Linked DNA regions of Homo sapiens: region 2 is linked to region 1. The links are chromatin loops, found by intact Hi-C in ENCODE. Cell type or tissue: Caco-2. All regions are shown on one strand. Links, peaks and the distances in the headings refer to the core of each region. The heading gives the core; the rest is flanking DNA. Region 1 has its middle 430 kb from the start of CHRM3. Region 2 has its middle 250 kb from the start of LINC01139.

Region 1 (16,499 bases), core at 5,162-13,161:
AGTATTGTTCATATGAATAGTTTTAATGTTAATTCTTCCTGGAGCATAGGAAATACTACATCACAATGTAATTAGTGTCATTTTGCTGAGAAAGGGGGTAGTGTGTGGAGTGGTTAGCTCATCTGCTTATCCACATGATTGGAACACATGTGTGGCTTATCCATCTGAACCCTTTTATATCACTCTGTCTGACAGCCCTGTGTAGACCTGGAACCCAACTGGCACCATAAACTAGAACTCTGATACTTATGTCCAGGTCTGCTCTTCATTGTGCTCTTCATTCCCCCCAACCCCCAAACTTTTAATCCCTAACTCATTTACCATGACATGTCATAACTTTCCACTTGATTAGATGTCCTGGGAAAAAATGTACCCTAGAGAGAGCTCTGACCTAAAAAGATTATCCAAAGAGCAATTTGGATACTCTGTCTGGGTTGTCCCCTTCCCCCTGTCCAGGGAGGAGCTCCACCTGGCACTTGGCTCCCTCCTGCTGGTGACCCTTAGCAGCTCAGTGACCTGCATGCCACACTCAAAATCTACTGACAGATACTGATGCATGGCAGAGGTGAGCAAACCAGAGTCATTTTGCCTAAAACTGAAAAGCAGATGTCTTTTTAGTGATACATAAAAATATATTCATCTTAAATCCGAGCATGATTGCCATCACCTCCAAGTTCATTCAACATACTTAGATAAACATTTCTCATAAGGTAAACATTTTTAAGACAAAAGGAGAAAATGTTTAATTAAGGAATCTTCTAGTAAGCAAATTGATAAAGCTTGGCTCTGTGTCCCCACTCAAATCTCATCTTGTAGCTCCCATAATTCCCATGTGTTGTGGGAGGGACCTGGTGAGAGATAATTGAATAATGGGGGGCAGTTTCTCCTATAATATTCTGGTGATAGTGAGTGGGTCTCACAAGATCTGATGGCTTTAAAAAGGAGAGTTTCCCTTCACAAGGTCTCTTCTCTTGTCTGCCACCATGTGAGATGTGCCTCTCACCTTTCGCCATGATTGTGAGGCCTCCCCAGCCACATGGAACTGTGAGTCCAATAAACTTCTTTCTTCTGTAAATTGCCCAATCTCAGGTATGTCTTTATCAGCAGTGTGAAAATGGACTAATACACAAATCTTGTTAAATAGATGAGTGAAATATTAGCAGGAGAATCTATGTGATTTTCTGGATGCTTAGTATGTGCCAGCAGTTGCACTGAATATTTTGTCTCTGTTCATGCAAGCTTTCCTTAGCCTTCACAACCTTGCACACTTTGGTGCTCCATGTGCTTCTGAGCTCTGCATGGGAATTACACATATGGATCATGGCACTGAGCATTCAGGATCAGACAAGGAGAAAGACGAGGACTGATGAGATTCAATAATCAATTGAAAAACCAGCTGCCCAGCTCTGCCTTTCTCCTACCCTTCGATGCAAGAAAGAATGTTCATGGACTGGATTTTTTCCATTCAATATCTGAGCTGGCAACAGACTCAAGGACCTGAAATAAACTGTGAATTGCTGATACTAGCATCTATCGTCTGTTGTTATTTTAAAGGGAGCTTCCCTAGGACTTTAATGTGTTGTGAACAAATGAAGTCTATGTGGCAGCCACATCAGGTTACCAGGCCTCAGCCTTCCAACTGTATCCTGTACCATGATCAGAAGACAGGCAACTCCACATTTCCCCAAGAGAAGAGAAAAGCCAATTTCTTCCAAGACAAGAAAAGCAGGTGTATGATTCTCAATGCCAGCTTGACTTATTTTACATATGGGGAAATGTTCCTAGATATAAGTAAGATATTGCTCCCACCAGAGGCCAGGTGTTAGGGCCCAGTTCACTAATCTGCACTTCATTTATTCAGAGTGATGCATTCTACATCAAAATATTTTGTATGTGGTTTTTTAACTTTATCTTCTCTCCAGATAAAATAATCACAATCATATTTCCAAGAAATAATGTTAGGCATTGTCATTCTCAGTTCGTAGATACCGAAACTAAGGCTAAGAATGATCAAGAAATGTATCCAAAGTAGTTGGTAAGAGATGAACCAAGTCTATTTGGTTTGAACCTTAGTGTAGTTAAAAAATAAACAATAACTTAAGTATCACAGGGAAGATGTGTGGAAATGATCAGATATAAAAAATGTGACGTCGTTTTTAATGCAGGAGAACTTAGTATATTGAAGACATTTTTTCACCACAAGAAAATTCAGATTGTCTTTCAATATTAAGAGACTTAGATGAGGAGAACAATGCTATTATTCTCAGTTCCCTTTATTGGTTAGTAATCAGTGTGACTTACAAACCATTTATTTCCATGGAATGTACTTAATCTTTTCCTAACAACCTAAAACACCACAGCACTTAATATTAATACTTGGTGAGAGCTGAGTTTCCAAATAAGACCTTTTTATTCTGATGCTGAAAAACAGGTTAAATACATAAGTCAGGCCTCATAGTTTGTGTTTCTTTTTTATTTCATGAGGTTAACATTTCATTGTAGTTACCATCTAAACTTCTGAAATTCTGAGGCTCAGAATTTCTAAAAATACATTTATTCAGAATTCCTTGAGAAGAGTGTGCACTTGACACCGCGTATGAGTTGCATATTGGAAAAATATTATAACTACGTATTTGAATAAATAGAAAAGAATAATAGAATATAATTACCAGAAAGATAGGTGAATTGTTACCTCTCTTTGCATTTCTTTTCCAGTATAAAGACCGAGAAAGAAACGAACTACATCAGCCTATCATTCTAATTTAGAACAAGATTAATGCTTACCTTTTAATGCTAGGCATCTTAGTTACCATTTTAAAAAGGTTTTAAAAAACAGATTAAGCATAACAGGTAAAAAAAAATAGCAAAATGTATCACTTTGTTTTCAGATAAATTATGTGCATATATTCATGGTTCATCCTTTTTAAATTTTGAGGATACTTTATTAAAATTAAGTTTGGAATAGTAAAAATAAGAGATACATTTTAATTTAACACCACCCGAATTAAATATTCATAGTATTTTAAAATCAAAAGCTATAAAACAATTTCCAAGATCAAGTTCCCATAACTCTGCACTAATAAGACTTGCTATGTTGACTTCTAGCATTGTTAAAAATAAAAATGATCAAGAGCAAGATATATTTAAATATGCCTGCCCTGGAGAGTTTTCATGGTTATGATCTCATAGAAAATAGTTATGTTCTGTCAGAAAGTCATTTTTTTCTTACTTCAATAATATTGTCACGCTGTAATGTGATGGCACGAAGGCTAGACAAAGCTTTTAAAATTACAGTGATTTCTTTAGTAAATGTGGTTATATTAGTTAACTAGTGCTGCATAACAAATTTATTTAAAATCTTACAGCTTAGAACAATAAATGTTTATTATATGATGTCTTTTGTGGATAAGGAATTTGGGAGAGGTTTAGCTGAGAGCTTCCGGCTCAGGACCCCTCATAAGATTCAAACTCAAAGTGTTGGCCAGGACTGCTGTCATCTGCAGGTGTGACTGTGGCCATTGGATTGTGTCTAAGGGGGTCTGCTCACATGCCTGGCAAGTGGGTGCTGGCTGTTGTTTGGAGCATTCTGTTCCTTGCCACAGAGATCTCTCCACAGCGCTACTTGAGGGTCCTCATGACCTGGCAGCTCACTTTCCCCAAAGTAAATGGCCCAAGAGAGAAAGGCCGATATTGTAATAACATCCCTCATCTTCTGCTTGCTTTATAGGTCAACCTTATTCATTTAAAGTGTAGGTGAGAGTCACTGGGGGCCATCAGTGAAGTTGGCTACTACAACGGTGTATCTTTACTTTATAATCATTTAAAAGCTTTTCCAAATACCTCCAAATAATTAGGATAATACATAAGAAAGCATTTGGGAGTATGCGCTCAGATTTTATTCATTCCATTTGAAGCATCATGCTCTACAATAGCATTTCTTCAAGAGCACTTTGCTTTTCTGATAGCATTTCGGTTACCTAATTTCTCATGTTAAAGATTCATTAAAATAGTGCTATTTTCAACAAATATTACTTATTAGGTGACAATCACTTCTCTAGGGATGGGGCCACAAAAATATTCTTAAAGATCTCATATAGAAGTGGCATTGAGCTATCTGAAAACAACCAAAAAAATGTACATCAGTGGAAGAATCATTACAAATGACATATGCAAGCATTTCTGGAGGATTTGGGAGAGGATAAAGAATGAAAAATGAAATCAAGGACACAAATCCATGGATGATTAAATCATATCCATGATTCTTAAGCCATCTCAATATTTAGCTATCCAGAGTGTGGGCCTTGATGTGGTAAGGTGAGAAATGTCTCAAAAATAGAATGATGGTTAGAATGGGGATTGGAACGGGAAAAAAGCAAAAAATCAGGAGTCATGTTTTGGCTAGATTTGTTAATCTGACTAAGGGCCTTTGGAAATTACAATCGAATTCTAAACTCTATTCACTGTATTTTGAATCGTGCTCTACAAAAATTTCTTCTTTTATACTTAACATCCACTTTCGCAGTAATTTATTAAATTAACAAATAAATTTCATGCTAAAATGGGAACAGTTCAGATTTCCAATCAAATTATGGAGGATAAATACTTCTGTCTTTCATGGTTTTTCTAATTATACAGCAGATGAGGCTGGTGACATATTTCTTATCATCCATATTCTATAGAAGAAATACTCAAGTGAATTTCTTAGAACTCTTTCAAAAGCTCTTATAAATTATACTTACTATTTGAAAATCTCTTTTGAAAATATATTTGTTTAACACATATCCTTAGATGCTACCTCAAAATTTTAATATCTTTACTGTTTTCTGTGAATAGAAAAAGTAATACCTGCTTGTGAAGCTTCAAACAGTCAAAGGATGTAGAAAATAGAAAGCAAAGGTGTCTGTCATTGGAGTGAGAGTCAGGGGCAGGGGGATTTACGCTGAGCACAATCTTTAATGATACTTTTTTTTAAAAGAAATTCATTTGTATATGTTTGAAAGACCTGCTTTGAAATAGCAACCAAAAACTGGCCTTTTAAAAAAGTACTTTTCTTTGATGAAGGCAAGAGCACCCAAATGTAGAAATGACCAACTCATACAAACTAAGAATGTTAACCAGAGTTAGGCCAAGAGCTGATCATGGCTTTGAAGATACACAGGTCTTAAAAATCCCTGGGAATAAGAAAAATGACTCTGGCTGGAAGAAATTGACCATTATGGACAAGCTACACAGGTGCAGAAATACATGGAGCAGACATAAAGTGGTTGTGCAAATGGTATAGGGAGAAAAATAAGGCTCAGAATGAGCTAGAAGAGAAGCTCTGTGAGTGCAAGATTGTTGTATTTTCTGTTTAGTCAATCACTGTTGTACAGAACAGTTCCTGGCCTCTAGCAGGCACTTGTTAAATGCTTATGAAATACAAGACTTAAATAATGCATGAATTTCAACTTATAAGTACCTTAAAGATGAGATATTTGATGCACAGTACCAGGGCTGAAAAAAAGCATGTCATTGAGACAGAGGTATCACAAAAGGTTATGGCATCAATGTAAGATTTTTAAATAAATCTAGTTTCATTGCTTAGATTTACCTTTCAAGAAAATATATTTCATATATCATGTTGTTGCCCCAAACCATCATTGTGGAGGGGTCTTTGGCAATAATATAAAAGTAAAAATAAAAGTTTATAAAAGTGTCCTTGGATATGCATTTTTTTGCAAGAAAAAAATTTAAAACAATATTTTAACTAACACATAATAATTGTACAAACTTGTGGAGTAAAGTGTGATATTTTAATACATATACTTTTACATCTACTCTATTATTGAATATAAGATTTCATTTCCCATACATAAGAAATGAATTGACATTATTTAAAGGAACAGTGGGTATAAAGTTCTCAGACAAAAAGCAAATGTACTCATGTAAAACTTGTCTCCAATGAACTTTACAACTCTTGAAGGCAGTTGCTGGGTCTCATTCACCTTTTTAAAAGTAGGGCCTCATTGTTCATTTAATGAAACAATGCATACATACACAGTTGCATCAACCTCTTGATATTTCACAAGAATTTTTCTTTAAACTCTTACTACATAGAATTCTGAATGACATGTGCTTCCAAAAAAAGTTGACAGAATTTATTTCTTGGCAAATAAACTATCCATTAATTCAATAGTTTTTTACTGAATAGCCATTATTTTAGTTAATGGGGATAGAGAGTATACATGATTGCTACCCTCAGTGAGTTTATAATTCTGAAAGAAAAAAACAAATTTCTCAGCTGTCTAAGTAGGATCTAGACTGATCCAGTTTGGGGAGCAGGCCTTGGTTGCCCATCACTTATTTGTCTCTGTGCTCTCCTGGAGACTGCGCCCTTCACCCTTTCCCTGTGTCTCACATCCTTCTCCAACACCGACAAGAGCCCGGGGAGGCAACTCAATGGCATTACTAAATAATGCATTTTATTCAGACAAACCCTATTTAGACTGCTGCATTTTAACACAAAATCACTATGCACATTTATTGCTCTGGCATCCCCTAGTATCAGATTCCAGATGTCTCCTCAACAATTGGCTTAATGAAGTTTAGAGCAACCATCTTCTCTCCCACACACAGAACTATTTTTGAGACTTTATGTTAATATGTTGTTCTGCTCACTTTTACTGAATTTACTCCTTTTTAACATTCATTTTGGCAATGATATCAAGAAAAATAATCCAAAGTGTCATTTTGCAGGAAAGAATATTTCTCAACACCCATTAAATAATTCTGTATATGTTAGCTTGCATTTTATATATATACATATATATCTTTCATCATATTCACATGGTTCATTCAAAAATACTTTTAACCTGCAGTAAATTTTATACCAGTGCACTTATTACTACTAATACCTTTTTTAATTTATGTAAATCATTCTCATCGTCTTCTTTCTGCTAGACGTCTTCCCTTAGCTTTTCATAACTAAATTTTTTCTCCACTTTTTATGTGATGTTTCATCATTCCAAGGTATCCTCGCATAGAATATCCTCCTATTTATTTAGTAATATCTATTGCACAGAACGTATCAGAAAAACAACAAAAGAGAGGACAGTGGTCACCTGAGCAACCAAAATAGAGACCTCACGCTGAAGTTTATTTAAGTTACTTACAGAATCACACACAATCTCTGACCTGAATCATAGCTTCTTTACTAGTCTTTGACATGGTTTTCAATAACTTTCACTTTCTATTTTCGCAACTCACAGCAGCAATTTCAGTGTAGTGAAGAACACTGGCCACCCAATAGATAGAACAGCTAAAGGCCTAAGTGTGACTGACAGCTCAGTGGAAAGACAGAGGTAGAAGACTGCAAAAGGCAAATCTCAGAATTCACAAAAGCCGAGCAGGTGCCATTCAATGAAGACATGAACTGGCCTAGGTATTTCTGGGACCTGAATGGTCTTTCAATATTAGAACATAACTTGTGTAATTATGACCAGTGGTCACAGAGAATGCATCTGAATATAATAATCAATTCATTCGCGTATTTATTCATGTATTTGCTATGTGAAAAAGATTTTTCTATTGATGTCTGTACTCACCCTTAATGACAAGCCCACAAGCCAATTGAACGTAATAGATTTTCTGTGGAAATTCATAGCAGGTAGGAGAGAGACCTCACAAGACTACAGTGATAATTTAAAATCTAGAACTCTCCTCTCTTAGTAAGATTTAATTTAAATAATTTTAAGCAACCAGACCCCAGACTCTCTCCTGCCTCTAGGTACCCTCAATGTCCCTCAATTCCTTTTTGTTTTCTTCTTAGGTAGAATGTTTGACCATCCTCTGCTAGCCTCCTTCACACCCAAACAGTCACATGTTACCTTACACCTTTAAGTGACTCAGCAGGGATTTTCCTTTAAAAAGACCATTCTTTCCCTGAAAACAACTCTGATTTCAGCTAGCAAAAAAATAGTGACTTTATTATGTCCATGCAAGAATATTATATTTAAGAAACATGTTCATGTAGCATAGGTATGTTTTTGAATACATTTGCAGTCCTTTATTTCCTGACATTATCCGCTGGGCAAAGATAGGTAAAGATGACATATTAACAATATGCTACTATAATCAAACAGATATTGATAGCAAGCAAAACGTCTATCTGTTCAAGTATGCTGATTAAGTAATCTACTGTAATTGCCCTTTCTCTGTAGTGTAGTCACTGCGGTCTCCATAATTTTACTCTTAGAGATTCCGTCCATTGGTGAAGCACTGCCCTCTTCAGGCAAAATCGCCTAAAGTATCAATACTCACAAGAAAAATATACTTGAATCCATTTAATTTGTAAGAGCACCACTTTGGTGAGGTGACGCACACACAAACAAAATTCTAGGAAATGATACGAGTTTTGCCTAAATAGGGGTAATTTTTAGATAAACTGGTGAGGTTTTACACCTGTTTAAACAGCTGAATGTGTCTGACCTTCTTTAACTCTCTGAAATTCCATGAACCATAAAACCAAAGAGAAAGAAGGCAGTACTTTAGATTTATGCAATCCATCAACTGATTAGAAATTATTTCAAAAGTATTAGTTAAATCCACAGTTCCAACATTGTTTTCTACTCTTTATTATAAACAGCATGGTGCTGTCAGCTGTTACTGACTTGAGAACAAGTCTAATCACAGGGAACTACATTTCTAAACATGACTTAATTAGCCTAATGTGTTGTTTTAAAAATTAAGAGCATTTCAATGTCATGGTGAGAGATCAAGTGTTTTCAATTCTATTTAAAAGGATATATTTGGTAGTTGAAAAGCTAGCTCTATTGCTTTGTTCTTTAAAAGAGAATGGAAATTGCTCAGCCACATCACAAGCTTCTTCTGTAAGTTTCATTTGGGTCCATGATTCTTTTCATTGTAGAGAGCACAGTGGGAACAAAATAGCCCTGTTAATTGCCTGTTAATTCCCACAAAAATTTTAAATGTATCTCTACTTTTTATAAGACTATTTTGTACTATCTTGCTATAAAGGTATTTATCTTATTCATTCTAGGCATTAAAAATGTTTTAAAATCACCTTCGTATGAGTCCCCAGTTACATCCCGGGGGAATCTTGGACTATCAAATTAGAGACATCACTCTCAGCAAATATTTCATGTTGTAGACTCTAGGGGGAAAGCTGTAATGCTTCCCGACATGAGAAAAAGCAGCATGTCTGGAGAAAGAGCAATACTATGTGCCAATAATTAAGACAGACATGTTTCAAAATAGGAAACTAGAGTCAATTGTTAGAAGTTAAATAAAAGAATGAGTTGATTGTGTCAGAAAATGATTCTGTGAATGCAGTCTATGAAAATCTGCAAACTATAGAAAAAAATAGATGTTAAACATCTTAAAAATCAACAATATAGGCTGGGCGCGGTGGCTCACGCCTGTAATCCCAGCACTTTGGGAGGCCGAGGAGGGCGGATCACAAGGTCAAGAGATCGAGACCATCCTGGCCAACATGGTGAAACCCCGTCTCTATTAAAAGTATAAAAATTAGCTGGGCGTGGTGGCAGGCGCCTGTAGTCCCAGCTACTCGGGAGGCTGAGGCAGGAGAATCGCCTGAACCCGGGAGGTGGAGGTTGCAGTGAGCCGAGATCACGCCATTGCACTCCAGCCACGGTGACAGAGCGAGATGCCATCTCAAAAAAAAAAAAAAAAAAAATCACCAATATAAAAGTTTGGCTTCAGTCTTGTTCCCGATAAAATTTTATGTTTATGGCTACTTTTTTAACATTCAAATAAGTAAAAATTAATCACAGGTTTAAGAATGATTAAAGCTTGTTATATTATAAAACTAATTTTAATGACTAGTAGGTTAATATCAAGTTTGACCAGTAGGTGCTCAGTGAAGGACGCTGCTTTGGAATGAAATATGCTGGACTCAAGTTAGATTCTCTTTAGGAACTTTCACAAGGCAGTTCTCGTTTGCAAAATAGATTTCTGAAGCCAGATACTTGGATTCCAACATTTGCTCTTTGTTAATTTATTACTTGCCTGTACATTTGCTCCACAGTCTCTGTTTCTTCGTCTATTAACAGAGATATAAATCTTCATCTCTCAAGGGTGTTGTGTGGATAAACTCAGACAGCATGTAGAGGTTCTGTATTACACTGCTTGACACATCATAAATGTTCAGTAAGTGTCAGTTTTGTTTCTCTTCTCCTTCACCTTTTAGGTCACACTTGTAATCCCAGCACTTTGGGAGGCTGCGGTGGCAGATCATGAGGTCAAGAGATTGAGACCATCCTGGCCAACATGGTGAAACCCTGTCTCTATTAAAAATATAAAAATTAGCAGTGTGTGGTGGCGTGCACCTGTAGTTCCAGCTGGGGAGGCTAAGGCAGGAGAATCACTTGAACCCAGGAGGCGGAGGTTGCAGTGAGCCGAGATCGAGCCACTGCACTCCAGCCTGGCAACAGAGCAAGACTCCATCTCAAAATAAAACAAAACAAAAACAAAGCTATAACAAAGCTAATATAAACAAAGCCAGTATAACTGTCTATGACTAGTATAATTAAAACTAATAAATGTATATATGAAGATGCTTTGAAAATTTTAAAGTTATGTCACCCTTAGAACATGTTATTTGGAGAATGATCATCATGGAGCAATGAAAAAGGAGCGTCCTTTGTTTGTTCATAATCACCTAAAGAATATGATCATAAATAATATTTCTAAATGTAGAAAAGAAGTATTTATCACTTCACCTTATAAATACCCCAGTCAGAGTACTAAAGTCTATTTGATTTATGCTATGCTCATGGAGTTCCTTCTAATAATTTCATGAGTAGACTTTCATACAGGGGCTAATTCCTCAGACAACTAGCATCAGTTATCAGACCAAATTTAGCGTTGTGAAAAATTCTGGTTCGTATCTGGATTTTTGAATAAGTCTCTTATGTGTCTGGTTATATGATACGATAATAAACTGATTCATAGAGTAGCATGTTCAATGACAAAATGTGAGAATTTGATATTACAGCAGCTTGAAAGCAGAATAAAGTGCCACAATTTTAAGATAAAATTCAAGATCCTTTATTATCTGAATTAACACGTAATTCCTAATATTTTTTCCACTATTCTCACTCCCTATCCAGATCCTGCATTCCAGCTATTTTTTTACACTATTTTTAAATTCAATTTTGTTGAGATATATAACTTACATATTATAAAGTATACCCACTTAGGTCTGCATTCTGGCAAGTTTTTACAAATGTATACAGCAGTGTGTATACACCAATGCAACTGTCACCACGGTGACTAATCTATTTGGAATCCTATCCACTGAATTTTCCATTTCAGACATTGTATTTGAAGTTAAGAAATAAGACAGAAGTGACTGGGGGAGGGGAGCAATATGTAGATGTATGGAATAAAAGGAAAGCAGATAGAAGGAACTAGAAGTTCTTTTGTTTTTCATGGGTCTCCTTTCTCATTTCACTCTAGTCACAATTAAGTTTCGTCCTTGAACATATTGAGCACACTTAGAACATACTCTGGCATTTTCATCTTATAGATGATAGAATTAGAAATACTGCTGCTTTTATTGACTAAATACTATGCTAATCAGTCACTTTTTTTGGTTTTTATGCTTAACAATTTTTTATTAGATATGTGATATTTTGACTATTACATTGTTGTCCGTTAAATTTTGTTTTCTCTCTTTAAAGAGTTTTGGTTCTTTGGATTTTGTTTCTTTCCCTTCAGAATTTTGAAGTTTGCTTCGGTAGGCAATTAAGTTACTTGCAGATCAGTTTGATCTCTCGGAAGCCTGTTTTTAAGGTTAGCAGGGCACACCAGCCAGAATTCAAACATTTCCCAGTGCCTGTTGCACACTGGGGAACTGAGCACTTTAAAGAGTCCTGGCATCCCCACCTCTTTGCCACCCCCAACTGTCCTTGTGAAGTTTTACCTTCTGTGGGTGTAGATAGGCATTCGCAGAAAGAGTCAAGGGGATGCTGGTGCTGATTTCTGGAGCTTACTCTTGGTACCATGATTTTTCAACATTCTGCCTTACAAATTCTGCCTTCAGCAGTTTTGCTAAACTTTAATCTCTGTCTTCTCAACTAAGCAAGACAATTGGCTCTGTTTGGAAGCTCTTTTCCTGTACCATGTTTCAGAAGTTGCTTCTGGGTATAAATTGGTGCCGCCATAGAGTTCAGCATGTTTGTTCCATTTCTCTTTAGGATCAGTTCTGTACTGCTTATTGCCTGAGAGTGAAAACTTTTAAAAATGATATTTTGTTACATGTATTTCATTGCTTAAGGCAGGAGAGTAAATCTAATCCCTGCATTCCCCCATGACCAGAAGCAGAAGTGGCTACTCATTATTATGATTCATTTTTCTTCCTTTCATCTCTTGGAAAGAGCCATGCAATGTATCCCTGAGATCATTATCTTAGGCCATCTGCTTTCCTTTTACTTGACACATCTATATATTGCTTGCCTTCCCCCAGTCACTTGTGTCTTCTTTCTTAACTTCAATTATCACCTACCCTACCTTTAGCCTAGGCCTTTGTTTTGAGCTTTTATTTTGGTTAGCTGTTGTAGCGTAATAAACAGCTTCAAAATTCAGTGGCTTAGAAAACATCTTTTACCATTCTTAACCAGACACAGCTCAAGAATTCTCTTTAGTATTATACAAGTAACAGCTTCAATAACCTGGTGTTCCAAGATGCCTCACTCTGGAATATCTTAAAGGCTGGGCTCAAGTAAGATTCTGAGATAGCTGAACCTCTCTCTTTCTTGCCATGTCACAGCTCCAGTGGGGACAGTTGAACATCTTAGTTGGAGATTCTTGGCTACTAAAAGTGCAAAGCAGAGTCTGACAGATTTCCTTAAGGCATAATTCCAAAACTGGCAAAATTCACTTCCACTACACACATTCAACTGGTTAAAGCCATCAGAGATTTCAAGAATTTCTACATAGCTACAGTAATTAAGGCATTGTGGAATCAATGCACAGGTAGAAAAATAAATGGAAGAAACAAAACTGAGTCCAAGCAGACCCAACTTCTTAAAAATAAACTACTTATATTGGAGTAATTTCAAATATTTTTGAAATTTGTAAAATCATATGGCAAGGTTCCATATACTCCCTCCTCCAGTTTCCTCTAATATTGACATCTTACATTTTCATGGTACATTTGTCAAAACTAAGAAGCCGACATTAGTACATTACTACTAAGCTCCAGACTTTATTGAGGAATTACCAGGTTTTTCCACTAATGCCCGTTTTCTGTTCCAGGATTCAATCCAGGGTCACATTGCACTTGAAGACCCACTTTTATATACATATCCAATTATTACAACAAAAACACACCACAATTCAGAGGTTATTGGATGTCCCTTCAATAAATGTTACTGAATCCATTGGGTATTACAGAGAAACACGAACCTCAACCTTTCTTCATGCCTTACACGAAAATTAACTGGAAATAGCTCATGGTCTTAAATGTGACACCTAAAACTACAAAGCTTACGGAAGAAAACATAGGCTAATATCTTCATAAGATTGGAGTAGGCAAAACTTCTTGAACAACACCTAAAAAACACTAGACATAAAGCAAAAGTTAGATAAATTGGATTTTGTTTAATGTAAACATTTCTGCTAGACAACAGACAATATTAGGAGATTAAAATACAAATCTTTTATTGGGAAGAGACAGTGTCAATACATGTATGCAGTAAACTAGTCATATCCTGAATATATAAAGAAGTCCTAAAAATTCTTTGTGTCAGTAAGATACAGATCAAAATAAAAGATAAAATGAGAAAAGATTTAAGCAGATATATCACAAAAGGGGATACCTAAATGATCCCAGACCAAGAAGCATAAAGGAAATGCAAATTAAAGCTAAACTAAGATACCATTACACATCTGCTGAAATGACTTAAACTAACAATGAATACCACACTCTGTTGGTGAGAAAATGGAGCAACTAGAATCATCAACTATTGTTGGTAGAAGTATAAAATGATAGAACAACTTTGAAAATATCTTTGATAAAAACTAAACAATCTTTTTCTTCATGACCCAGCAATTCTACTTCTATGCATATTCCTAGGAGAAGTGCATGCCTAACTCTATGAAAAAACATGTACAAGAATGTCCTAGCTTCCTAAAAAATAGCAGTTTAATCCATAATATCCTCAAATTGGATAAAAGAAAATAAATGTCTATCGATGGTATGAGGAAGTTTTAAAAATGTGTTATATTTATATTATGAAATGTTGACAACAACAAAAAATTATTTGCACACCTAGAGACTTCAATATATCTCAAAAATACCTGGAGCAAAATAATTCAGAACAAAAGAGTATATACTGTATGGTTCCATTAACATAAAGTCCAACAACAGCCAAAACTAATCTGTGGAGATAGATATCGTAATTAGATTGACCAACTCAATCCAGTTTTGCCTGGAATTTTCCTGATTTTTGCACTAGAAGTCTCAGATCTGGGGCAATTTTTATTTTCCGGCACACCGAGGCAGTTGTTCAATCTAGGTGGTACTCTCTGGGCAGTTGTATTAGTTATCTATTGCTGTGTAACAGCTTACGTCAAAATGTGATAGTTAAAACCAACAATAAATCATTATTATCTCGCACAATAGGTCCGAAATTGTTGAGCAGCTTAGTGTTGGCTTGGAGTCTCTCATGAGATTGCATTAGGATACTGACTGAATGAAGACTATGGTTGTCTGAAGGCTTGATAGTGCTAGTGGATTTGTTTCCAAGATGGTTCATTCACATGCCTAGCAAGCTGGTAATGGCTTTTGGCAGGAGACAGCCTCAGTTCTACATCATGTGGACTACTTCATAGAAATGCTTGAGACTCCTCATGATATGGCACCTGATGTCCCCCAGAGTATCTAATCCAGGAAAGCAACATGGGTACAAGAAAGAAGGCATAATGACTTTGATAATCTAGTCTCAAAGATCACATGCCATTTTGTCTACACAAAAATATAGCCTTATTTATTGTGCAAGGAGACTACAAGGATGTGAATATCAGGTGACAGGGGTCATTTGAGTGCATCTTGAGGCTGAGAAAGATCATGAGGAAACTTCCTGGTATGTTGGAAATGTTCTATATCTAGATCTCGGTAGTGGTTATATATATAAAAAAATTCATTGAACTCTAAGTACACTTAAGATTTGTGTAGTTTTATCTATGTAGGATATTCCTCAGTTTATAAAGACATACAAAAGGGAGGAAATATATGACACTATGCAAAAAGCACAAATCTGCACATTTCATTCTGTTGCCTAAAATTCTTGAATTATTTTGTTATTACACAGAAATGAAGATTAAAAATTCTCACCATAGGCTCTAAGGCCATAATTAGGACCTTCTAACCCTAATTGTTTCACCAAGTGAATTATAAAACAAACTACTTATTTAAAGATTGAGTGATTATAGGAAAAGAAATAGCATTTGTGCTTTTTTTTTTTTAGTAAAAATTGTGTTTCAATGTTAGCAAATATTCCAAATTGATATTAGAATAAACTTCTTTAAAAAGTATCAGGAATAAATATAGATTGAATGATAGAATTAGAAAAACACAATCTTCTAGTTATGGAATAACTACAACATGTTATTTTATTAAACATTATTGTAAATGTTCAATAACTATTTATTAAATAAGGCACATAAATATTTCTCAATTCTCTGATTGTTTATTTCCTTAAATTTTCCTTATGTGGTTTTATTCATGTTGGATAACATGCCTTCCTAATTTAAATTCTTCAGAATTTCACCTAGACATATAGAATTTCAGCTTGGCAATATGGCAAAACCTTGTCTCTACAAGAAATTCAAAGAGTCGCCAGCCTTAGTGGCGTTGGCCTGTGGTCCCAGCTACTCAGGTGGCTGAGATGGGAGGATCACCTGAGTCCAGGGAGGTCCAGGTTGCAGTAAGCTGTGATCGTTCCTCTGCTCTCCAGCCTGGGTGACAGAGTGAGACCCTGTCTCTAAATAAATAATTTCTTCATTTTCTGTATGATTATTACTTTATCATAACAAAAATAACATGCTCAATCTGAACGTAACTAGACTTATTTATTTGTGTCTGCATTGGTCCCTGAATTATTTCAAAATGGAGCCTGTACCTTTTAATCTACCTTTTTCTCCTAAATGCTTTATTACTTTGTAGGGGTTAAACAAAAAAATACCCTTTGAATTGGGCTGATGTCAATATGTGACAGGCACAACTTTTATTGTGTTGTTTTTTAAAAAGTTCTAGTACTCTTTTGTGACAAAATATTGAGGGTTTTTCTTTTCTGCAGTTTTGTAAGTAAAATACTGAGGGTTTTTCTTTTCTGCAGTTTTGTAAGTATTTCATAATAATGAACACAATAGGATTAACAACATCCTTAGGCAAATCCAAGACTTTATGACTGACGCTCAGTACCAGGCTGGGTCCTTGCCAGTTTGTAAGACCACAGAATGCGTGGGAAGATGCA
Region 2 (16,499 bases), core at 4,474-12,473, 710 kb before region 1:
CCAGCCAGTTTCACGTAAGAATGTCCTGAAAAAAGTAGTATAAAATTACTAATTTTATGTAATCTTGAGTACATGCTTTAAAAATATTCTGTGTGGTGAAATGGGACGTACACATTAAGTACTTCCGCTACATACCAAGGACAATGATGGTCCTGGGGAAAAGTACTTGTAAGATTGAGTTGCAAGCTGTGCTTGCTGCTACTTTTCATGGAACACCATTTTTACTTTAAAAACATGACTGACAGACAAACTAGGTATTCAGATGTGGTTTGTCACTGTAAGGGAAACAACTGATAAAATTAAAACTTTCAAGCAAAAATTAGAATATTGCAGAACTCATATCAACCACTGAACTTGACAGTTTCTCAGCACTAAAAGACTTTTTCTGATAAAATTAGTGGCGACTTTAGCAAATGTGACTTTTTAGTATTGTACGATTAATATGACAACATTTGGAAGATCTGCTTAACTGAGTGAAACAGTATTTTTCCAATGACCAATGTGTGATGTTACAAAATCATTCATGGTAAAATGTCCATTCACAGTGCAGAACAGACCAGTGGATTTTAATGTAACTGAGTTTAAAATGCCTTTGCATATAGTTTCACATTTTTATTGCAAAAATATTAAGAAACTACCACTTGTATAATTTTTGGGTCATATTGAAGAAGAATAATCACAGTTATCTGTAAAGGCAATTGAAAATCTCATCACTTTTCAGCTACCTGTATGTGTTAGACTAGATTATTTTTTACATACTTGAACCAAAACAACATATTGCAACTATTTGAATGCAGAAGCAGCTATATGAATCTAATTCAGTTCTTAAGCAAGAAATTAAAGAAATTTTCAAAAATATAAAGCAGTGTGACTCTGTGCTATTTTACTCCCATTATGGAAATACAGTTATTTCCATGTGTTAACATGTTATGTGTGTTTAAAAAATGTCTGTTTAAATTTACTTAAATTTAAAATACAGTAAATAGCATAGGTATAACCCACATAAACAGAAGCTCTTTGGTGTCCCCAGTAATAGCAGTGTAAAGATGTTCTGAAGCCACAAAGTGTGGTAACCACTTACATAGAACATCCTTTCCTTGTCTGGTCATTCCTTTAATGTATGCCTAATGCCCACAAATGCATTATTGTCCCTCCCTCTGTTTGTTCCTTACTGGGATAATATTCCTTCACTTTTGTGCCCAAATGAATTATTTTGATCTTTAAATAGTCAACTAAAACTTCTTTTTCCAGATTTCCCCTATTTTCTGCCATAATAATTTGTACAAGTGCTTATTATAAAACTTGCTGCATGTAATAATCTGTTCACATAGCTGATGCTTCACTGGACTGTGAGATCTTAAAGGACAGACACTCTTTTAGTCATTAATGCATCAGGACCTGGAAAAAGGTCCAGATCCCCGTAAGCACTCCACTGAAATTTTGTTCTTGAAAGACTGAGTTTTTCAGCTTCAGAACTCCATGCTCTTTTGCTCCCTTGCCATAGAGCACAGTAAGCAAGATGCCAGGAATGGAGGCTCATGGCCAGGCTTCAAAGAGAAAGCAATCAGAAGGAGAAAAGCCATATTTTGGCTCTAGGGATTCTGGAGATCCTCAAAGATTTCCAGCATTTCTCAGGTGCCTGTGGTAGGCAACATCCACTTTCCATTGACAGCTTCTACCCATAAAATTACAACAAACAAGAGCTATCCCGAAATATTCGGAGCAGCTAATGAAAACAGGAGCTATCCTGAAACACTCAGACCAGTTTATGAAAAGATAACTGCCAACTGGCATTATCTACTGGAAGCAACACAGCCGCATGGCACGGGGGCTTTTCCAAAACTTTTCTAATTGGATGAAAGTGAGAACATTTCTCAAGATTAATAAGGGTGTCAAATCATGTCCAGCTGGCAGCCCCAGGGCCTCACCAAGTGTTTAATCACACAACATGTGAGCATAAAAGCAGCATTAAGCAGCAGCCTAGAGACCTTACTTCTAGGAAGTCAGCACCTCTTCCCAGATGCCACGTTTACTCTTACCTGTCATTACTAACCACTGTCTAAGACTGAAATTGAGAGTAAATAGCAACCTCTTTTCTGCAGAAAACCTTGTCCAAAAAAAGCAAATATTACTTACACCACAAGCAAATCTGACATCTTCCATGCTGTTCCCATCTGCTTCAGATATTCATACTGGACAGTTTTCAAATGACAGCAGATGTCCCAGCTAGAAAAAAAAATTTAATCAGCTGAAAAGTATGTCATTACCTAGCTAATTTTATAGTTTCAGAAGCCAGAAATGGTATTGCTTTTGGTTATCACCCTGATTCCTCAAATTATAATCAGCTCTTTTAAAAAATGAATGGTGTTTGCTTAGACACCTAGAGTTTATTTTATAAATACATCTTTACACATAGGTTCCAGATGAGGATGCTGCACTGAATGTTTGGTCTTTAAGTAAGCTTAGGAGAAAATTCTTCAAATCCGTAAAAAATTGTGTATAATGACAAAAGAAGGCAGTGTCAGATGTAAAAGACAATAACTTTTGATTATTTAGTGTAGCTCATGCCTAATAATCAACTATAGAAAACGTCCTCTTTCTTTCTTTTTGTTTATTTATATTTAGCCACCATTAATCAATATCTTTCATTTGTGTTTTGTGTAAAATGAAAGTGATCATCAATAGGCAAAGCTGATATATCCTCTCCTCCTTTTTTACTTGCATTAATTTGAACAATTTGGCTACAGTAAAGCGGTGAACCCCACACCTACTTGAGAACATGTAGTAGACAAAAACTGCTTAAAATGGACCGAATGTTCTTTTGGATGTTGTATTTCCTAATAACCAATTGTAATAATATGATGTCATATGGGCACTGTTGTGTAACTCAGGATAAGTTGAAAATAATCTATTGTTTTGCTATCAGGTTGTGGTCTGGGAACCAGCAGGCAGGACCACCATACATACCAGCAAAATAATGAGACTAGATGGGATATATAAAAAGAGATGAAGCCAATGAAAGGAAGTAGCTTAGTTCATATCACTTAGTAGGTACAAAATAGATAGTTCTAAGTTGCAAATTCTATCAAGCCCACAATATACAAGGTTTGATAATTCAGGTACAATATAGTGGAAGGCCCCAAATCTACCTGGTTGGGCGTGTATAAACAAAGACTGCTTAATGTCTAGCAAGTGTTCTTTCTGACATTGAGTTAAGGGTCCACTCCTTTGGAAGGATGGTGAGGAACAATGGCTTTTACCTACAGAATGGGGGAAGGTTCATTCTTAATAGACTGCTATGGGTTTTCCTCAATTCTGTATTTGTCAGTTTGGCGTCTATTTATCACAGGATCAATTATATTAGCTATATTTTCTGACTCTTTTGTATTGTCGATGATCTAGCATTTGAGGGCCTTGCAGAACAAGGAAAGACTAGCCTTCCCAGAGCTAGCTAACTCCTAAAGAGAAGAACAAACTGCCTAAGAGCACATCCATGATATGCAAAGCACTCAATCCTGAGTCTATAGTCCCAACAATCCCCTTACCTCACCCTCACACACCAAGCCAATATTTCCTCCATCCAAATCATCCTAGGGCCAGGTACAGGCCACTAGAGACCACTCCTGTAGCCCCAGTCCTGCTGGAATTCATTCAAACTAACCAACCCAAAACTCTTTTCCCTGCCCTGCCTTACATTTCCCACCAAAACCTCAATTAAGGCTCTGGTATTGACTGTTTCCTGTCTTGTCTTCTGCTACCTGATCAAAACCTGGTGCTTCCTTTGAGACACTGTATGGTGTCCAATGACCCCCTCTTCAGGTAATGTCAGAAATACGTTATCTGAAATAAGAAACACCTCAAACAGCGTTAACAACACATTAGGCACTGTGGATCAGTGAACATAAAGCCATAGCAAGATAAAGTATCAAAAATGAAGCTCCGAAAGATGAAAAAGTAAACAAAAAGTGAAACAATCGTCAGTGAGCTGTGGTATATCAAGCAGGTAATCATTTATAAAATTAGAATACCAGCATAAGAGGCAGAGGAAATATAGTTTTAAAAATAATGCTCCCAAATTTACAAGATTAATAAAAACTGTAAAACTACAGATTCGAGATGCTCTAGTGAAACAGGATAGTTTTCTGACCCCTTTGCAGGCAGGAACTGGAGTACATGAGTGCTGGAGTCAGCTGGTCATTCTGGCACCAGCAGGGAGAGACTCCACCCACCCGAACCTGCTGTGTTCCACCCCTCATGGGAGGGAAGACACAGGTGAGCAGGTGCAGGACCTGGGGCAAGTGCTTTTGGGTGCCGGCTTGAGCCAACTCTGTAGCAGCCCTGCAGCAGCATCTGGGAGGTACCTGCGCCTCCTGAGGCCCCAGAGGAAGTGTTACAGTGCTCTTTTAGCTTGGCCATCCATGGACAACTTAACTGACAACAGCTCAGTGGACCCTCTGCCTTTTCATGTGAGGCAGCTGCCTTCCACCAGCGAGAGCAAAGGGTTAGTGTGAGAGCCTTTTGCATCCACATTCTTGGCCCCTGAGTTCTTGTCCAACATCCAGGAAGAATGAGGTTGCACAAACGAATTGAAGATGGTAAATATGAGGGATTTTATTGCTGATGAAAATGGCTATCAGCAGAAAGAGGAGCTGAAAAGGGGACGGAGTAGGAAGGTAATCTTCCCCTGAAGTCCGGCTGTCCCCAGCCAGACTCCTCTCTGAAGCTATGCCATCAAACTGTCCCTCTCAAGTCAAGCTACTTCTCTCTGGCATCCAACCGTAGCGTCTGATGTCCAGTGACTTCTCTTCTCTGCCAACTGAGTTCTGGGATTTTTATGGGCACAAGATGAGGGGTGGGGCAGGCCATGGATGGTTTTGGAAAAGGCAACATTCGTGTGGGAAAACAGGGATATAAGTTTTCACTTTGGGCTGTGGTATCACACTTGAGGGTGGGATTTTTTCAGGGACCCGCCCTTTTCTACCTAGAATTTCCCTGCCTCCTGCCTCTATCATTGTATCACTGGGACCTCCAGGTGCAATAATTGTCTTCCTTCCAAGCCTCATTCTCAGTTTCTCCTGTGGCCTCACTAACTTTCCTATTCTATATCAAACATTTACATGCTTAGAATAAGACTAATAATATGTGTCCACTTATGGTGAACAAAATACACCCACCCACTCCCCCCACAACAAGAGAAGTTAATGCCCTAATCCCTGGAAACTTCAAATATGTTACCTTACAGGGCAAAAAGGACTTAGCAAATATAAATAAGGTCACAGACCTTAAAATAGGGAGAAAATCCTGGATTCTCCAGGTAGGCCATATTTAATCTGTGGAGTCATCAGAAACAGAGAACTTTCTCTGGTTCTCTGGAGTAGAAGAGACACAGCAAAAGAGGAAGTCAGAGAAATCCAAAGCATGAAGAGAACTCAGCCCTGTGCCATTGCTTGTCTGAAGATGGAGAGGTCAATGGGACAAGGAATGCAGGCTGCCTGGAGGAGCTGGGAGAGACTCCCATGTGACAACAGCAGGCAAAAAAAAAAAAATGGAACCTCAGCCTTATAACTGCAAGGAACTGAATTCTGCCAACAACCTGAATGAGCAGCTTGGAAGTGGATTCTCCCCAAGAGCCTCCAGATAAGAGCCCAGGCTGGCTGACATCCAGAGTAAGGAAATCAGTCAAGCCAATGCAGACCTCTGACCTGCAAAGTTCTGAGATTGTACATTCATGTTGTTTTAAGCTTCTAAATTTGTAGTAATTTGATACAATAGCAATAGACAATGATATGCCATTCTTAAAGGCAAAAACAAAAACAAAGAAATCCAACAACTCCAGGGCAGGCAAATCCTATGTTTCTCTTAAGGGTCATGGTTTCTTTGGGAATTATGCTTTAATTTCTAGGCATAAGAACAATATTATTTTCTTATTGGGTACCATTGCACACATTTAGAAAAAGAAGAAATGAATATGGAATATTGATGTGGTCAATGATCTTGTCTGTTATTAGATCACATTTCCAGTGGGCAGTGTGGAAGGAGGTATTGTGAGATAATAAAACCCTGATTAGTATATGAATATAATATTTACACAAAAGTTATCATTAAGGTGCAATCTCAGTGTAAATTGGAGACTAGACTGTGCCCTACCACATGAAAATGGGATATGGGCTGTAAGCTTTTATATTTCTTTGTGGCAGACACCATAATCCCATTCAGCTTCTGTATATGAAAAGTTTAAGAAGTAGAATTAGGTATGAAGACATTAAGTAAGTAAAGTGACAAAGCATTATTAGGATGCTCAAAGGGTGTTTCTCAGTGGTGAGAAGGGGATGAGTTTCAGCCAGGGATAGAGTGGAAAAGCAGACAGCCCAGTTATAACCTACGAGTCTCTTTTTTTTGGCTAGAATGGAATATACCTCCCACACCGTCAGAAATTCAAATATAACTTTTGATTCCCCTAAAGCTTTACTAATAGCCTACTGTTGACCAGATGACTTGCCAATAACATAGTCAATTAACACATATTTTTATGTGTTATGCATCGTATACTATATTTTTACAAAAATGTAAGCTAGAGAAAAGAAAATGTTACCAAGAATATCCCAAGGAAGGGAAAATACACTTACCATTCGTTAAGTAGAAGTTGAGCATCCTAAAGGTCTTCATCCTCCTTGTCTTGACATTGAGAAGGCTGAGAAGGAGGAGGAAGAGGAGGGGTTGATCTTGCTGTCTCAGAGGTGGCAGAGGCAGAAGAAAATCTGCATGTAAGTGGGCCTGCACTTTCAAACCTGTGTTGTTCCGAGGGTCAACTGTGTATATATTTTCAAAGATTTACTTTGAAAATCCTTTGTAAACTATTTGTATTGTTTTCTATGGTTTTCTTTTTTTCTTCCTTTTTGTTATTAATGAATTTTCCATTTAAAAATACCTTTTGGTGGCTGGGCACGGTGGCTCACACCTGTAATCCCAGCACTTTGGGAAGCCGAGGCGGGTGGATCATCTGAGGTCAGGAGTTCGAGACCAGCCTGGCCAACATGGCGAAACCCCATCTCTACTAAAAATACAAAAATTAGCTGGGTGCGGTGGCGGGCACCTGTAATCCCCAGCTACTCGGGAGGCTGAGGCAAGAGAATCAGTTGAACTTGGGAGGCAGAGATTGAGGTGAAGTCGTGCCACTGCACTCCAGCCTGGGCCACAGAGTGAGACTCCGTCTCAAAAAAAAAAAAGTAAAGCAATTTTCAGTGAGCTGTGGCATATAAAACAGGCAATCATTTATGAAGCTGGAGTACCAGCATGAAAGGTTAAGAAAATATAGTTTTAAAAATAATGGTCCCAAATTTACCAAGGTTAATAAAAACTGTAAAACCACAGATTCAAGAAGCTCAGAAACTCTATATAGAAAAATAACAACAAATTCAGGAGAATCACAATCAAATTTCTAAAAACTAGCAATAAAGAGAAAAGTCTTACATGTAGCTCAAGGAAAAGGACATATTACAGAAAGGGAACAGAGTTATGAATGAGAGCAGACTTATCAGGAACTAAGCAAGCCAACAGAAAATTGGGTGACACTTTCACAGTATTGAAGGAAAAATATTAACAATATGCATTGTGGGCTGTATAGCAAATATAAAAATAAAATATGCAACATAATAATACAAAAGATAGGATAGGGTGCATGGAAGTATACCATCATAAGGTTCCTAAACTGTAGTGAAATGGCTTAATATTATTTGAAGGTGGATTATGATAAGTTAAAGATGTATATTATAAACCCCAGTGCAGCTATAAAAAATAAAACGAGAAGATCTAACTAGTGAGCCCCTAGTGGAAGTAAAATGAAATCACAAAAATTACCCAATTAATCCAAAGGAAGGCAGGAACAGTGAAAAAATAAAAATTGGGCCAATAGAAAACAAATGGCGATACGATAGATTTAAATTCAATTGTATTGATAATTAAATTATATTTAAATGATTTAAATGCGCTAATTAAAAGTAGAGATTGTACGATTAGATAAGAAAGAAGTTACAAATATATGTTACCTGCAAGAAACCCAATTTATAAAGACAAAGGTAGGCTAAAAATGAATGAAAGGAAAACGAAACGTGCACACACTAATGAAAATCGGTTAGCTATATTATTATCAGACAAAACTATTTCTGTTGTATTTTCCTCTAGTTTGATCTTGAGTTCTTTCTGGAGAGTGGCAGTAAACTCTAGCCCTATGCAGAGCGTTTAGAATTTAGCCATGGAGGAGTGTACCTTTGTAGGATACTTCTTTATTCTGGTGCATGGCCTAATGCCCGTGTCTGACCAATGACCAGGCGTCTCTTTCATAGGAAGCTTGTTTAAACTGGCAGACCCTCTGGTGGCTCTTGTCCTAGCCACTCTCTGAAAGAGTCCTGACCCAGAGAAGCTATGTCTGGGTGTGTGTGTTAGGTGAGACACAGAGGGGGGCAACTGAACAAAACACATGAAATAACAGAAGCAGGGTCTTCCTTACAGATCCCAGCCAGCAGAGGGCAGCACATCTTGCAAGGCAACAGGAAGAGGGGCGCTGTCTGAGACACAGGCCCTCAACCATTGAGTGGGGAGCAAGAGAGAGAGCAAGGGACTACAACTTTATTGGGATCCCGGGCATTATCCAAGCAGGTAACTACCCATGCATGGGAGTTCTTTTTTTTTTTTTTTTTTTTTTTTTTTTTTTTTTTTTTTTTTTTTTGAGACGGAATCTCGCTTTTTGGCCCAGGCCAGAGTGCAGTGGCGCTATCTCGGCTCACTGCAAGCTCCGCCTCCCGGGTTCACGCCATTTTCCTGCCTCAACCTCCCGTGTAGCTGGGACTACAGGCGCCCGCCACGGCGCCTGGCTAATTTTTTGTATTTTTAGTAGAGACGGGGTTTCACCGTGTTAGCCAGGATGGTCTCGATCTCCTGACCTCATGATCCGCCTGCCTCGGCCTCCCAAAGTGCTGGGATTACAGGCGTGAGCCACTGCCCCCGGCCGCATGGGGAGTTCTAATTGGTGAGTTTCCATCAAGCCTGCACGAGCTCCATGGAGTCACAGTGTGATTGAGGGTGGTTACTGTGGCAAAACTCTACAGTCCATGTCAGGTATGGGGATCAGTGGGTCAAGTCAAGTAGGTTGTATCTAGCTCTCCCACAGAAAGGTGGTCACCACGAAGTGGTTGTATAAGGCAGATAACTTGAGGAACTGAGAATGTCAAGTATAGTCATATGCTTCATCTCAGTCAATGATGGACTGCATATGTAACAGTGGTCTCAAGATTATACATACAGTATAAAATACATTTTACTATACCTTTTCTGGGTTTAGATACACAAACACTTACCATTGTGTTACAGTTGCCTACAGTATTCAGTACAGTAACATGACATACAGGTTTGTAGCCCAGGAGCAATAGGCTATGCCATATAGCTTAGGTGTGTATTAGGCCATACCATCTAGGTTTGTGTATACTCTATGATGTTTGCATAACAACAAAATCACCCAACGACACGTTTCTCAGAAAGGATTCCTGTTTTAAGCAGCGGATGGCTGTATTTGTGTATGAAATATCTAAACATAGAATAGGTGATGAATTGCATTACTAAGTTATGATAGCTATTACATCAACAGGTAATAGGAATTTCCAGCTCTGTTTTAATCTTATGGGACCACTGTTGTGTATGTTGTCTATTGTTGACTGAAACGTCATTATGTGGTACATGACTGTGTTTTGGATTTTCTCAATAATCCACAAATAAGGAGGTATATAGTTTTTTCAGTGGTTTTATCTTTTTATCATATCTCAGTGGCTAGGACTTCCTATACAAAGCTGAATATAATTGGTGAGAATAGGCATCCTTGTCTCATTTCCAATATAATGAAGAAAAATTATTTTATTATTGGCACAATGTTTGTTATAGAGTTTGTGGTGGTTCATCGTTATCACAATAAAGGAGATCCCTTTATTTCTGATTTGTTAAGAAATTTTATTATAAATATGCACTAAATTTTATCAATAATTTTTTGCATCTATTAGAAAATCTATATGATTTTTGTCCTTTCTGTTTTACGGTGTGAAATTACACCGATTACCTTCCAATGTCAAACCAATCTCTTGTAGAAAAGGAAGAGAAGGCATAAAGCATGATGGTGTCAGAGGAAAATAAAAATAAAAAAAGACTAGAGCTAGAGATCTGTCTATCTATCTGTCTATCTAGAAGTAAAACCACATGGTAGTAGACAGTAGAGAGAACCCATGGAAAGGCTGAAACAGAACCAGTTCTAAAACCAATCCTGTTAAGTTTCAGTTATAACTCGGTAATCTATCTTGCAGTTAATGCAGTCCTGCTATTTGGAATGCACACATATTAATTTAATTTTATTTTATAACATTTTATTCAACATATATTTACTGAATACATACTAACTACCATGTCCTTTGTTAAAAGTGATGGTTTCTGCCGAAACAACTTTCCTCTGAGAAAAGATATCATGCAAATCACATAATCATGTAAGCAAAGGTAAAATTGCAGTTGAGACACGTGGTCACAATATGCTACACTGAGGGCTACACAGAGCAATTTGAGCCCATAGTGGGTGATTTCAACTGGTTTGAAGGTTAAGGAAGGCTTTAACAGAGAAAGAGGTATTTGAATTGAGATCAGAAGTATGGGCAGGTATTAACTAAGTCAAGAGAGGAGGGTAAATATTGCAGACATGGGGGATAGCATATTCAATGACCCCGTGAGGGAGAAATGTCAAAAAAAAAAAAGCGGGGGTAAGTGATGAAGTAAATAATGTGACTGAATCAGAGAGAACAAAGTTGCATGTTTTCAGCTAATGCTAATGAGGAAAGTAGGGACTAGATCATGTGGGGGTTCATAGGCAAAGTTAAGACTTTTTTGCATGCCAAATTGCACTGGAAAGCCTTTGATAGATTTGAAAAGAGGTGTATCATCATCAGATTTATGTTTTGAAAAGATGATTCTGATTGAATTGTGGAGTAAATTTAGTTAGGCATTCAAACTGGTTGTGTGTAGACAGTAAAGAAGCTATTTCTAGAGTTGAAGCCACGGAACACAGACATTTATAGTAGGTGATGTGGAAATGGAGAGAATGGGGTGGATGCTCAAGGTACATTGGGGTAAGAGCAATAGCACTTGGTGGAGGATTTATGTTGATGTGAGTTTCTGGCTTGCACAAGAATCGTTTTTCATGGACACAGGGAACTTTAGAAGAACTCCAGATTTGGAGTGAGGGGTGATGATGGGTTTGATTTTGGACATGCTGAATTTGACATGCTGATGTCACTTCACACAAGGCATATCAAATATGCAGTTCATTAATGTGTCTGATGGTCCAAAGAGAGGTCTGGGCTTGGAATAAAAATAAATGTGAGTCATTTATGTAGATGTGGTAATTGAAGCTACAGGTGCAGATGAGATCATTTACAGAAGCCGATTCGGAGTGAGATAAAAAGAGATTATAGAAACTAGACTTGTAGATCTTTAGCATCCAAAGGCCAGTTAGGGAAGCATGAACCTTAAAAATAGAAAGAGAAGAAATAACCAGAAAGGTCAGAAGAAAACCAGAAGAACGTGTTATCAGAAACCAAAGGGGGAATATTTCAATCATTGAATGAAGACAAAACAACAGGGTTGAATTTTGATGACAAAAAGTGAAGTTGGATCATATTGGTCAATATTTTAAAGTATTTATTATGTATTAGACACTGTTTAGAGAGTTTTTATTTGCATCAATTCTTTTAATCCTCACCAATGCTCCACACCCAGTAATCCAGAGCTTTCACATTATAATAAAATATTGTTTGGTGTTTTTTGTGACATATAGTTATTGGCCATCTTTGCTAGCACTCTTTTAGTGGATTGGTGGATTTAAAAACCTGTTTCAATGAATTAAGAAGTGATTCACAGGCAAAAACTGGGAGGCAAGTAATATAGACAACTCACATGAAGGTTGACTATAAAAGGATTGAGGAGATGAGTAATAGATGTTGAAATCTAAGACATTATTTTTATTTATTTGTCTGTTTAAAGCCAGTGGGTCCTGACCAAGGTAATGAGCTAGTTTGCATTCTCTCTCCTTCCCACGTGATTTGCCCTGAGGAAGTAGAAAGGAGAAACAGAGAAAATGTCAGAAATATGTGGTGGTGGTAGTGGTGGTGGTGATGGTGTGTTTGTGTGTGTGTGTGTGTGTGTGTGTGTGTGTTGTTTGTGTGTGTATTTAGAGAGACAGAGAAAGAAAGAGAAAGATTTTATGTACATATTTATAGAGTATCGGCTTTGTCTTGGGGCAGGAGTCAACCCTGCACTTCTGTGTTGTATAAAATAAAAGAATTTTTGGAAGCATTTGTTTCTCCTCTGACCCTGCCTTGGAACAAATAAGACTGGCCTCTACATTTGCTCTAAACAACTCTAGTCCACGTGTCCTCAGGAATAAACTTAGCATGGTGCAGAAGCCCTCATTTTCTCACTGTGAGAAAATGAGAAAAACCAGAAAACCAGTAGTCAATAACTATATACAATTGCTTTCTGACTCTCTTCTTCTCCAAACTGGAGGATTTTAATCTAGCCTGAGCTACCTGAAATGTGGTCTAGGACCAGCAACATATAAGCACCATCTAGGAGGTTGTAGAAATGCAGAATCTCAGGCTTCACCAGGGCCTCCTGGAGTAAAATCTGCATTTTCTCCTGGTGCCATAGGGATTTACTTGCCTCTGGTGAAGCACAGGTCTAAGGAGTAATCCTCCTGTGGCTGCTTCTTCCTGTGGGAGCAAAGGATGGAACTGGACCTAAGAGTTTTTACAGAATATAAGTATTTCTCTGGTAGGTCATGTGTACTTAGCGGTATACACAGGTACATAAGGGTACCATTGGGCTCATCTGTCCCATACATATGCTTGAAAGAGTAGCTGCCATAATTTCTTGTTTCAAATTTTCTTATGTCTCTTAATATGTTTGTTAAGATAATCTGAAGTTGCTGGTCTCTTTCCTGCAGCTATTCAGGCAATAATTCCAGAGTAAATCTTTCCCCGTTCCATAGAAACACAGACACGTATTTCCGCAGATTCCACACTTTATCTCCTGGGATAAAAATGTGCTGATGGGTCAAAATAACAAGACATTGGAGGAGCACAATCAGTTAAAAATAGTGCTGGATTACAAATTTGAACAGAAGCAGAAATATTAGAACAGATGGACTATGTGTTTTTAAAATAGAATTGAAAGAGCATAAAAGAGATTTATGCATTCAACAATGAAAGAATGCACATTTTATTTTAAGCACACATGGAATATTTATGAAATTGATTAGGTATTAAGACATAAAAGCAATTTATATTTCAGAAAATAAATTTCATACAGATCATCACTTTTGATCACAAAATAATTGAGAATTTAAAAATAAAAATTAAACTTAAAAAATCACTGAATATTTAGGAAGAAAAAGAAAGCTCTTAACTAAGGCATGAATTTAAGAAGAAATCATCATGAAAATTAAAAAATATTTAAAACTGAATGATAATTAAAATTGTGTGCATCGGCCGGGCGCGGTGGCTCATGCCTGTAATCTCAGCACTTTGGGAGGCCGAGGCGGGCGGATCATGAGGTCAAGAGATCTAGACCTTCCTGGCTAACATGGTGAAACCCTGTCTCTACTAAAAATACAAAAACTTAGGCGGGCGTGGTGGTGGGCGCCTGTAGTCCCAGCTGCTCAGGAGGCTGAGGCAGGAGAATGGCGTGAACCTGGAATGCGGAGCTTGCAGTGAGCCGAGATCGTGCCACTGCACTCCAGCCTGAGCAACAGAGCGAGACTCCATCTCAAAAAACAAACAAACAAACAAACAAAACCTGTATGCATCAAAATTGGGAAGGGCTATAAAGTAGTATGAAGATAGAAAGTTATAGCTCTAAATACTTTATAAAGTAAAGAAGAAAGCCTCCAAGTTAGCTGTGTCTATATTTAAGTTTACATGGAAAATCATAAAGAATACACAGATATGTTATTTGAAAGAATGAGAGTTTGCAATATTGGTAGGATATATGATTAATATAGAAACACTAATAAACTTATGTATATATCAGCATCAAACTACTAGAAAGTATAATTAAAAAGGAGGCACCATTATGCAACTACAACTTAATATGAAATACCCAGGAATTAATTTAACAAAATATGTTGAAGACCTTTCCTGTGGAAAATTATAAAAGCATTATTGGGAGATACAAAAGGATTATTGAGAAAAAGACTAAATAAATTGAGAGGTAAGCGATGTATATATATATATATATATATATATATATACATATATATATATATACATATATATATATACACATATATGTGTGTGTATATATATATATATAAAGACTTTAAATTATAGAGATCCTGTTTCTTTTTAAATTGATCTCTGGACTCAATGCAATTTGAAACAGGATTTGTCAGGGAATTTAAGAAGATAATTGTAGAATGGCCTAGAAGTAAGAGAGGAAGAGAGTGTGTGTGGAAGAATTAGAACAGTTACCATGACTTTTATGAAGTGGTGGCAAATATGACAGTGTGGTTTTGGCTCACAATAAGCAAACTCTGCACCATAATGGATTCCAGAAAATGACCAATGCATGTATGTATTGAGTTGTATTGAGTAGGAAGAAATAATTTACATGAAAAAAGTTGAAACTGGATTTCTACCTCACACCATTTAGAACCGTCTCCTCTATATAGATTTAGGAATAAATGTAAAAAATATAACATTCAAGCACTGAAAAAAAGTGAGTACTTTTAGACTTCAGTATATGAGCAGTGTCAAACAAGGCATAAAAAGAATTTTCTTTAAAATGGAAGATTACTAAACTTAAAATATTAAAATTAATCCCTTTTCTATATCCAAGGTTAATTTTGAAATTAAGTGAATTTCAACTCTAAGTTGCAAACTCAAAAAATATTCAAAACACACACAATTAAATGAGTATTGACAAAATATAAGCACAAATAATGCAACAGCAACATTGGCGGAAGATATAAACAGACATTTCACCAAAAATATATGTTAAGAAATGTATGGAGAAAAGTTAATATTATTGGTCATGAGGGGAATGCAATTCAAGACTGCAATTATATATGATTTTATGGCCATCCTATTGGAAAAAATGAGAAATTATGTCCATACCAAGCATAGGAAAAGATGTGGATCCACAGGATCTGCTGTTGGGAAAGTGGATAGATGCAGCCACTATGAAAACATTTTGAAGTTGCTGCCTAAAGTCAGGATTCACATATGCTATGGTTTAACCATTCCATATCTGGGAACATATTCAAGAGAAATTCTTGCATATGCTGATAGGAGATATATAAGAATGTTGATAGAAATGTTTTTATAATGGCAAAAACCTATAAGTAACTTCATTCTTCTAAATGGAAAAATGGAAGAATAAAAATGTGATAAATTCTTACAATGGAATATTATACAGGTAGTCAATATGTGTAAGCTACAATGAAACACAATAAAATACTAGCTCCATAATTTAAGTGGAGGAGGCATTGGACTTGAACTACATCTTAGACCAAATGGACTAATAGACAAATACAGGATATTCCAACTAATGGCAGCAGCATACACATTCTTCTCAAGTGCACCTGAAACATTCGCTAAGACTGATCATATGTTGGGTCACAAAACAAGCCTTAACAAATTTAAGAAGATTGAAATCATATCAAGTATATTTTCTAACCACAATGACATGAAACTAGAAATCAACAACAAAAAGAAATTAGGAAAATTCACACATACATGGGAATTAAAAACATGCTCCTTAACAGCAGATGGGTCAAAGAAGAAATTAAAAGGGAAATTTAAAAATACCTTAGGACTAACAGAAATGTGAACACAACAAGACAATTTATGGGATGCAGCAAAAACAGTTTGAAGAGGGAAGCTTATAGCTGTAAACACCTACATCAAAAAGAAAGAAAGCTCTAAAACAACATAACACTATACTTCAATGAACTAGAAAAAAAACAAACTAAACCCAAGTTAGTAGAAAGACTGAAACAAGAAAGATAAGAGCAGAAATAAATAAATAAATAGAAACAGCAGAAAAGCTCAATGAAATGAAACATATGTTTTCAAACCTAAACAAGATGGATAAAACTTTAGTTGGACTAAGAAACAAAAAGAGAAGAGACACAAATAAAATCAGAAATATATGAGGAGACATTGCAAATGATACCACAAGAATACAAAGAATCCTAAGACACTACTATGAACAATTATTAGTTAACTTAGAATAAATGAATAAATTCCTAAAAATATGCAACCTACCAAAACTGAATCATGAAGAAATTTGAACTGACCAAAATGGGTAAGAAGATCAATCAGTAATAAAAACCACCATCAAGGAAAAGCCCTGGACTAGATGGCTTAAACTGTTAAAGAACTAATGCTAATCCTTCTCAAAGTGTTCCAGAAAAT

The links. Peaks named below come from ENCODE experiments on the same cell type or tissue, not always from the same donor. Only the 100,000 strongest peaks of a DNase experiment are listed, where the experiment ranks them.
Region 2: a loop joins it to region 1, with 6 times the contacts of the local background. A loop is called at or near these places in 2 of 110 quality-filtered maps.

Annotation. Positions count from the first base shown.
Region 1 is chr1:238,943,742-238,960,240 of GRCh38, forward strand. No RefSeq gene overlaps it. Among named protein-coding and RNA genes, the nearest start is that of CHRM3, 430 kb to the right of the region's middle. In Caco-2, for the core only: CTCF peaks have their summits at 8,244 (motif pointing left) and 9,844; no DNase peak of the experiment used is centred there.
Region 2 is chr1:238,230,358-238,246,856 of GRCh38, forward strand. No RefSeq gene overlaps it. Among named protein-coding and RNA genes, the nearest start is that of LINC01139, 250 kb to the right of the region's middle. In Caco-2, for the core only: a CTCF peak has its summit at 8,538 (motif pointing right); a DNase peak (open chromatin) is centred at 8,544.